Regions from separate parts of the Homo sapiens genome. Here region 1 is linked to region 2. A link is a contact called in ENCODE Hi-C or POLR2A ChIA-PET data. All regions are on one chromosome and are shown on one strand. Each heading gives the region's core, a stretch centred on a gene start or an enhancer-like site at or near the end of the contact. The rest is flanking DNA. Distances are from core to core; before and after follow the strand shown.

Region 1 (3,589 bases), core at 1,023-3,522, 49 kb after region 2:
CCAGGCGGGACTGCTGTGGCACAATCATGACTCAATGCAGCCTCAAACTCCCGGGTTCAAGCAATCCCACCACCTCAGCCTCCTGAGAGCTGGGACCACAGGCGTGCGCCACCATTGCTGGCTAATTTTTTAAATTATTTGTAGAGTCACGGTTTCACTATGTTGCCCACGCTGGTCTCAAACTCCTGGCCTCAAGGGATTCTCCCACCTTGGCCTCTGAAAGGATTAACCCTCCCTAGGATTACAGGTGTGAGCCACCATGCCCACCCTGTTACGGCACTTTTGGTGCCACCAATCATGGTGACATCTTGTTTTCCATGACCCAGCAATGGTGTCTGTCTGTCACCTAGTGAAGTAGGCACAGCAGCCACTTTTCACAGTGGCCAACTTGCTAGTGATGGTGGCTTGCTTCTGTGCAATGGTGCCATCTTGGTTGCTGTAGTCCATACAGTAGTGTGGAAGTATAAGGTAAAGGCCTTGCACGGAAGTTGTTAGCCAGTCGTGGTGTCAGTCTTGGCCACTGTGATCCACTAGTGATGGATCTGGTGGTGCAGGGCCAACACCGGTGGCTGTGAGTTGTGACTCCACTGACCATCATCAACCCTGCCTCCAAACTGTGTTGGTGTTCCTCCTTCATCCCCCTACTCACCTCCCTCTCCGAAGCCTCCTCCTTCTCCTGCCTGGGCTCAGCCTCTGGCTGGTGGTGGTGGTGGTGGTGGTGGGGCAAGTCCTCGCGCCTCTCTCCTCCGCCTCTCTCGGCCCCCTGCCACAGGCTGCGGTCCCCGCCCAGCACCCGCACCCCCTTCTCCTCTGCCTGGAACTGGGCCGTCTCTTTGTCACTGGCCTTCTCTGCCACCCGCTTCTGGAGGTCCCCTCCATTCTCTAGATGCCGCTGCCACAGGTCCTCAAAGGTCTCCATGGGCCCCCTCTTCCTCTCCTCCTTCTCCTCCTCCTCGTCCTCCTCCTGGTGGAGCTGGCGATGCCCTTGCATGCGGATGGCTTGTTCCTGGACCTCAGACTTGTGGGTCCTCTCTGCTACCTCCTCCTCTTCCTCATCCCTCACCTCCTGGCTGGACCTCATCTTCCCAGCCTCCTGCTTCTTGAAATCCCCAAGCAGCAGGCCTTTCTCCTCGGTGGACGCACAGCCGTGGGGCTCTGTCCCGCACAACTCTGGCAGAAAGGGAAAGGACACTCTCTAAGCATCCAATTGGGAAACTGAGGCCGAGTATGGAGGCTCACGCCTGTAATCTCAGCACTTTGGGAGGCCGTGGCGGCCGATCACCTGAGGTCAGGAGTTTGAATTGGGAAACTGAGGCCTTGAGGAGTTCTGGGCCCTGCCGAAGGTCTCACAGGGGGGCTGCCCAGACTACAGGGGGAGGGTCCTATTTCATCCCACCTGGGAGGGGATGTTCCCTGCCCCATCTGGCCCCTCTGCAGGGAACCACAAGGGTGTTGCTGGTGGCCAGGCTCTGTCAGGTGTGAATGCTGGGCAGTGCCCCGCTGGTCCAGGCAACAGGGCTCTGGGAATGAGGACCTCTTCCTCCAGGTAGCCTGGGTGGGAGAGCATGTGGGCACCTGGGCAGGACCCTGGGTGGGGTAGGGTAGGGTCCCATGGGGTTGTGGAGGGCAAGTGGGGCCCGGGGCCTCCTTACCCTTGTGGAGAAGAGCAGTGCAGGGTCCTCTCTGGACCTGGCCCACGGTCAGCACCTCTGTGACCACCTCTGCCAGACAGCGGGTCAGCTGGGGGGCAGGGGTGCCGGGTCAGAGGGGAGGTTGAGGGCAGGGGAGATGGGGAGGAGAGCAGCTGGTTTGAGGGCAATGAGGATCATGGGGCAGGCTGTGCAGGGAGGGCAGGGCCCCAGCTAGGTGAGGCAGGGCAAGGCCTCCACACTCCTCACCTCCTCCTTGGAGGGTCTCGGTGCCAAGGGAGCAGCGGTGGCTGTGGAGAAAGGAGATGGCACTGGGCTTTGCCGCCCTGGCTGCTGTCCCCGGTACCGACCCCAGCTCCATGGGCGTCCCGGTCCCCACACATCCCCTCCCCATCCCACCCGGCGGGTGTACTGTCCCCCGCTGGAGGCTCGGCCCCTGAAGCCTCTCCACTGGGTGCACTGCCTGCCCCCTCCCACTGGAGTCCCCGCTCCCCGGCCCCTGGCAGGTCCCGCACTCGGCAGGTCCCGCACTCACCCGCCCCCAGCAGGAGCAGCCGCAGCAGCAGCAGCTCAGAGGCTGGCCCTCGGGGCGGCATGGTGGGCGTCCAACGGGTCCAAGGCGCTGTGCGGGCCAGGGTTGCAGCGCCTTATAACCCACGCGGGGACCCTGCAGGGGAGGAAATGATGTCACCCCCGCCCCCTCCCCGCCCGCGGCGGGGCGACATCTGCGGGGCGGCTGCCTGCCTGAGACCCTCAATTATTCATGAGGCCTCCGCCCTGCACGCGCTCCCCTCGAGGCTTCAGGCCAGGAGCTCAGCGCAGATGGTGGAGGCCTCCCTTTTTTCGTTTTTTTGAGACACGGTCTGGCTCTGTCACCCAGGCTGGAGTGCAGTGGCGCCATCACAGCTCACTGCAGGCTCCTGAACACACTTGATCCTCCCACCTCAGCCTCCCGAGTAGCTGGGACCACAGGCGTGTACCACCATATCTGGCTAATAATGTTTATTTTTTGTAGAGGCAGGGTCTCACTTTGTTGGCCAGGTTGGTCTCAGACTCCTGGGCTCAAGTGATCCTCTCGTCTGGGCCTCCCAAAGTGCTGGGATTACAGGCCTGAGGTGCCACACCTGGCCTGGGGGGATCTCTTCCCAGAGCAGCAGGGTCTGGTACACTCGCCCTCCACGCTGGCAGGTGGACCGGGGTGGGAACCCAGAAGCAGCCACTCACAGATGGTCCCCAGGCAACTCCTTCCCTTCCTGGGCCTGTTTTCTCACAGGGTCTTGTTACAGGCTGGAGTGCAGTGCCTCAAACTCTCACACAAGGGATCCTCCTGCCTCAGCCTCCAGATCAGTTGGGACTGCAGGCTTGCATTATCATGCCACAGTAATTTTTTTCATTTTTTGTAGAGAGGGGTTCTTGCTATGTTGCCTAGACTGGTCTGAAACTCCTGACCTCAAATGATCCGCCCACTTGGGCCTCCTGAAGTGCTGGGACTACAGGCGTGGGTGAGCCACTATGCTTGGCTGAGAGTGGGTCTCATAAACCCGCTTCCTCAGAGGCTGCAGTTGGCTTCTGGCCTAAGCCCCAGCTCCACCACGTGCCAGCTGTGCAGCCCAGGATAACCGCTTAACTTCTCTAAGACCTGTTTCCTCACTGTAAATAGGGTTGGTGACAACCTACTCTACAGTTGGACAGTGAGGATTAAATAGTTGTGTGTACAGTGTTTAGGGAAGTGCCTGGTACTGGGAACGGCACACGTCCAAGCATCTTCAGTGCAGTAATTTTTGTTGAGCATCTACTACATGCCAGGTCCTCTTTTAGACCTGAGGCTACAGCCCTGAGCCAATGGGTGGATACCTCTGCCCTCCTGGAGCTGGTATTTGACACACATCAATACATATTAAGGAAAGAAGGCAGAAATGCATCAAAAATATAGTATCTCA
Region 2 (3,392 bases), core at 649-3,148:
GCTGGGATTACAGGCATGAGCCACTGTGCCCGACCTGCTTTCTTCTTTTTTGTTGTTAAGCCTCCTCCGGCTCCAAGCAGAAATAGCTTCACGGTCTGCTGTGCTTCAGATTGAAAACTCAGACACCCTCAGGGACCAGTGGGGAAAGCCACCCCTTAGAGGAAAGTTTCTCATTTGCATTACGCAGTCCTGACCCTTTCCCTACCTTTCCCCGCCCCCAGCTTCAATCAGGTCTAACTGATATGTGAGAAACCAGACCTTTAAAGTGTACAATTGATGAGTTTTAACTTACATATACACCTGGGAAACCATCACCACAAATCAAGATAGTGACCACAAGGTAAAAACAGTATTCATCATCCCCAGGAAGTGTTTTTGTTTTTTTGTTTTTTGTTTTTTATTTTTTTTTTTGAGATAGTCTTGCTCTGCTATCCAGGCTGAAGTCCAGTGGTGTGATTATAGCTCACTGTGGCTTACTCCCAAGTAGCTGGGACTACAGGTTCCTGCCACCCCATGGCCATTTTATATATATATATATATAATATATATGTATATAAAATATATATATAGTTATATATATACACACTATATATACTATATATTATATATAATAGTTATATATACCATATATTATATATACTATATTATATATAGTATATCATATATAGCATATATTATATATACTATATTATATAGTATCTCATATATAGCATATAATATATACTATATTATATATAGCATATCATATATAGTATATATAATATATACTATATTATATATAGTGTATAATATATACTATATTATATATATATTATATATATAAATATAATTGGGTTTTTTTTTGTTTGTTTTTTTGGTAGAGATGGGGTCTTGCTACGTTACCTCGGCTGATCTCAAACTCCGGGCCTCAGGCAATCCTCCTGCCTCAGCCTCCCAAAATGCTGGGATTACAGTAGTGAGCTACCACACCCACAGAAGTTTTCTTTTCGTTTTTGAGACGGAATTTTGCTCTGTCGCCCAGGCTGGAGTGCAGTGGCATGATCTCAGCTCACTGCAGCCTCCACCTCCTGGGTTCAAGCAATTCTCCTGCCTCGGCCTCCCTAGTAGCTGGGATTACAGACATGCACCACCATGCCCAGCTAATTTTTTTTTTTTTTTTTTTTTGAGATGGAGTTTTGCTCTTGTTGCCCAGGCTGGAGTGCAATGGTGTGATCTCGGCTCACTGCAACCTCCATCTCCCAGGTTCAAGCGATTCTCCTGTCTCAGCCTCCTGAGTAGCTGGGATTACAGGCATGTGCCACCATGCTTGGCTAAATTTTTTTGTATTTTTAGTAGAGACGGGGTTTCTCCATGTTGATTAGGCTGGTCTTGAACTCCTGACTTCAGGTGATCTGCCTGCCTTGGTCTCCCAAAGTGCTGGGATTGCAGGCATGAGCCACCACACCCAGCCGCTAATTTTTATATTTTTAGTAGAGACAGGGTTTCAACATGTTGCCCAGGCTGGTCTTGAATTCCTGACCTCAAGTGATCCCCCTGCCTTGGCCTCCCAAAGTGCTGGGATGGGTGTGAACCACCACGCCTGCAGAAGTTTTCTTGAGCCTCCTTGTAAACCCTCTGTTTTTCACTGTCCCCCGCCCAGTGTTACAGACCACAAGTTCTTGGGATCTGAATGCAACTGAAATTGACTTGAGGCCAAAACAGTTTTCCCAGACAAGACTTCATTGGAGTTTATGCCTGGGTATGAGGGAGACAGCACAAGAGAAAGAGAGCAAATTTGCTGGCTGACTCTTGGAAAAGAGCCAGTAGGGCTTTTTTATTAGGCAAAGCTCTGGAATTGACATTAGCGGGAGGATATACAGGCTGAGCTGGGCAAAACATGTGAGGAGTAGAGCACTCATGAGGACACTTGTCTGGCTGCGATGGTTATCTTGAGTAATGGGCCACATGGTGTTCTGGCAGGTGCAACAAGGCTGTAAATCAATTGTTCAGCTTTCCTTCCGGAGCTGGGACACTCACACCCTCGGTTACTTCCTAAGGCCAGTTCCTGAAATTCTTTTTTTTTCTTTTGTTTGAGACAGAGTCTTGGTCTGTTGTGCCCAGGCTGGAGTGCGGTGGTGCTATCTTGGCTCACTGCAACCTCCTTCTCCCAGGTTCAAGTGATCCTCCTGACTCAACCTCCCGAGTAGCTGGGATTACAGGCGCCTGCTACCACGCCCAGCTAATTTTTATATTTTTAGTAGAGATGGGGTTTCACCATGTTGGCCACGCTAGTCTCGAACTCCTGACCTCAAGTGAGCCACCCGCCTCGGCCTCCCAAAGTGCTGGGATTACAGGCGTGAGCTACCGCGCCCGGTCTCGCTATTGATTCTTTTTGCTTCCACGGACAACTTTTTATTTCCTATCTTCCATCTGTGAGGGCGTTCAGGACTTTTGGGCCTTTGTGAGTAAACAGTCAACTCTGTGGAGCGGAGACCCTAGAGAATATGGCCAGAGAGAAATGTGAGCTGTACTCCATTGGCAGCTAGCAAAACTTTCCTTTCTTTGAGCTGTCTTTGCAGTGGTTCTAGATCTTGGGAGGACGGCTGTAGATGCCCTGCATCCTTGGTTAAGTCATAACCTTGGTTAAGGCTTATAGGTTTCACTTGGGAGAGTACCTGTGGTGAAGAAGTTCACAAGCCAGGAATACCAGCTGTTTGTCCCAACTAAAAGCTGGTAATACGGCTGGGCACTGTGGCTCTCACGCCTGTAATCCCAGCACTTTGGGAGGCCAAGGCGGGTGGATCACCTGAGGTCTGGAGTTCGAGACCAGCCTGACCAATATGGTGAAACTCTATGTCTACTAAAAATACAAAAATTAGCCGGACATGGTGGTGTCTGCCTGTAGTCCCAGCTACTTGGGAGGCTGAGACAAAAGAATTGTTTGAACCCAGGAGGCGGAGGTTGCAGTGAGCTGAGATTGCACCACTGCACTCCAGCCTGGGCAACAGACAGACACTCCATCTCAAAAATAAAATAAATAAATAAATAAATTTATTTATTTTAATAAGAAATTTAATCTGGTAATAAGAAATTTAAGAGTAGTTATTTTAAAGAGCTTTATAGTTAGAAGTCAGCTTAATCAAAAGCTAATATCCAAGTTTTTTTTTTTTTTTTTTTTTTTTTTTTTAAGACTGAGTCTTGCTTGTCACCCAGGCTGGAGCGCAGTAACACGATCTCGGCTCACTGCAACCTCTGCCTCCTGGGTTCAATGAAGCCATTCTCCTGCCTCAGCCTCCCCAGTAGCTGGGATTACAAGGGTGCACCACCACGCCCAGCTAATTTTTGTATTTTTAGTGGAGACGGGGTTTCACCATGTTGGCCAGGCTGGTTTCGAACTCCTGACCTCGCGATCT

The links. Hi-C counts contacts between places; a loop is a spot of excess contacts on that map. ChIA-PET counts read pairs that join two places held with the same protein, here RNA polymerase II (POLR2A).
Region 1: POLR2A ChIA-PET joins it to region 2 with 11 read pairs in WTC11. The contact joins the promoter of CCER2 here to the enhancer-like site in region 2. A Hi-C loop is called at or near these places in 4 of 168 maps with a recorded cell type or tissue (HL-60/S4, heart left ventricle and natural killer cell). POLR2A ChIA-PET finds 5 or more read pairs at or near these places in 33 of 52 experiments (A549, A673, B cell and 26 more).

What each region holds. Positions count from the first base shown.
Region 1 is chr19:38,909,914-38,913,502 of GRCh38, forward strand. It overlaps CCER2 (coiled-coil glutamate rich protein 2), which reads right to left and starts at 2,273. Exons shown (of 5, transcript NM_001243212.2): 1 at 2,185-2,273; 2 at 1,899-1,939; 3 at 1,653-1,740; 4 at 650-1,170. The coding sequence starts at 2,245. RefSeq lists enhancers at 1,873-2,499, 2,500-3,124.
Region 2 is chr19:38,860,838-38,864,229 of GRCh38, forward strand. No RefSeq gene overlaps it. Among named protein-coding and RNA genes, the nearest start is that of HNRNPL, 13 kb to the left of the region's middle. Within about 2 kb of position 1,899, at least 15 of the 41 ENCODE cell types and tissues checked have a DNase peak (open chromatin) inside an H3K27ac peak, as active enhancers do; they include PC-9, where a contact is called at or near this core.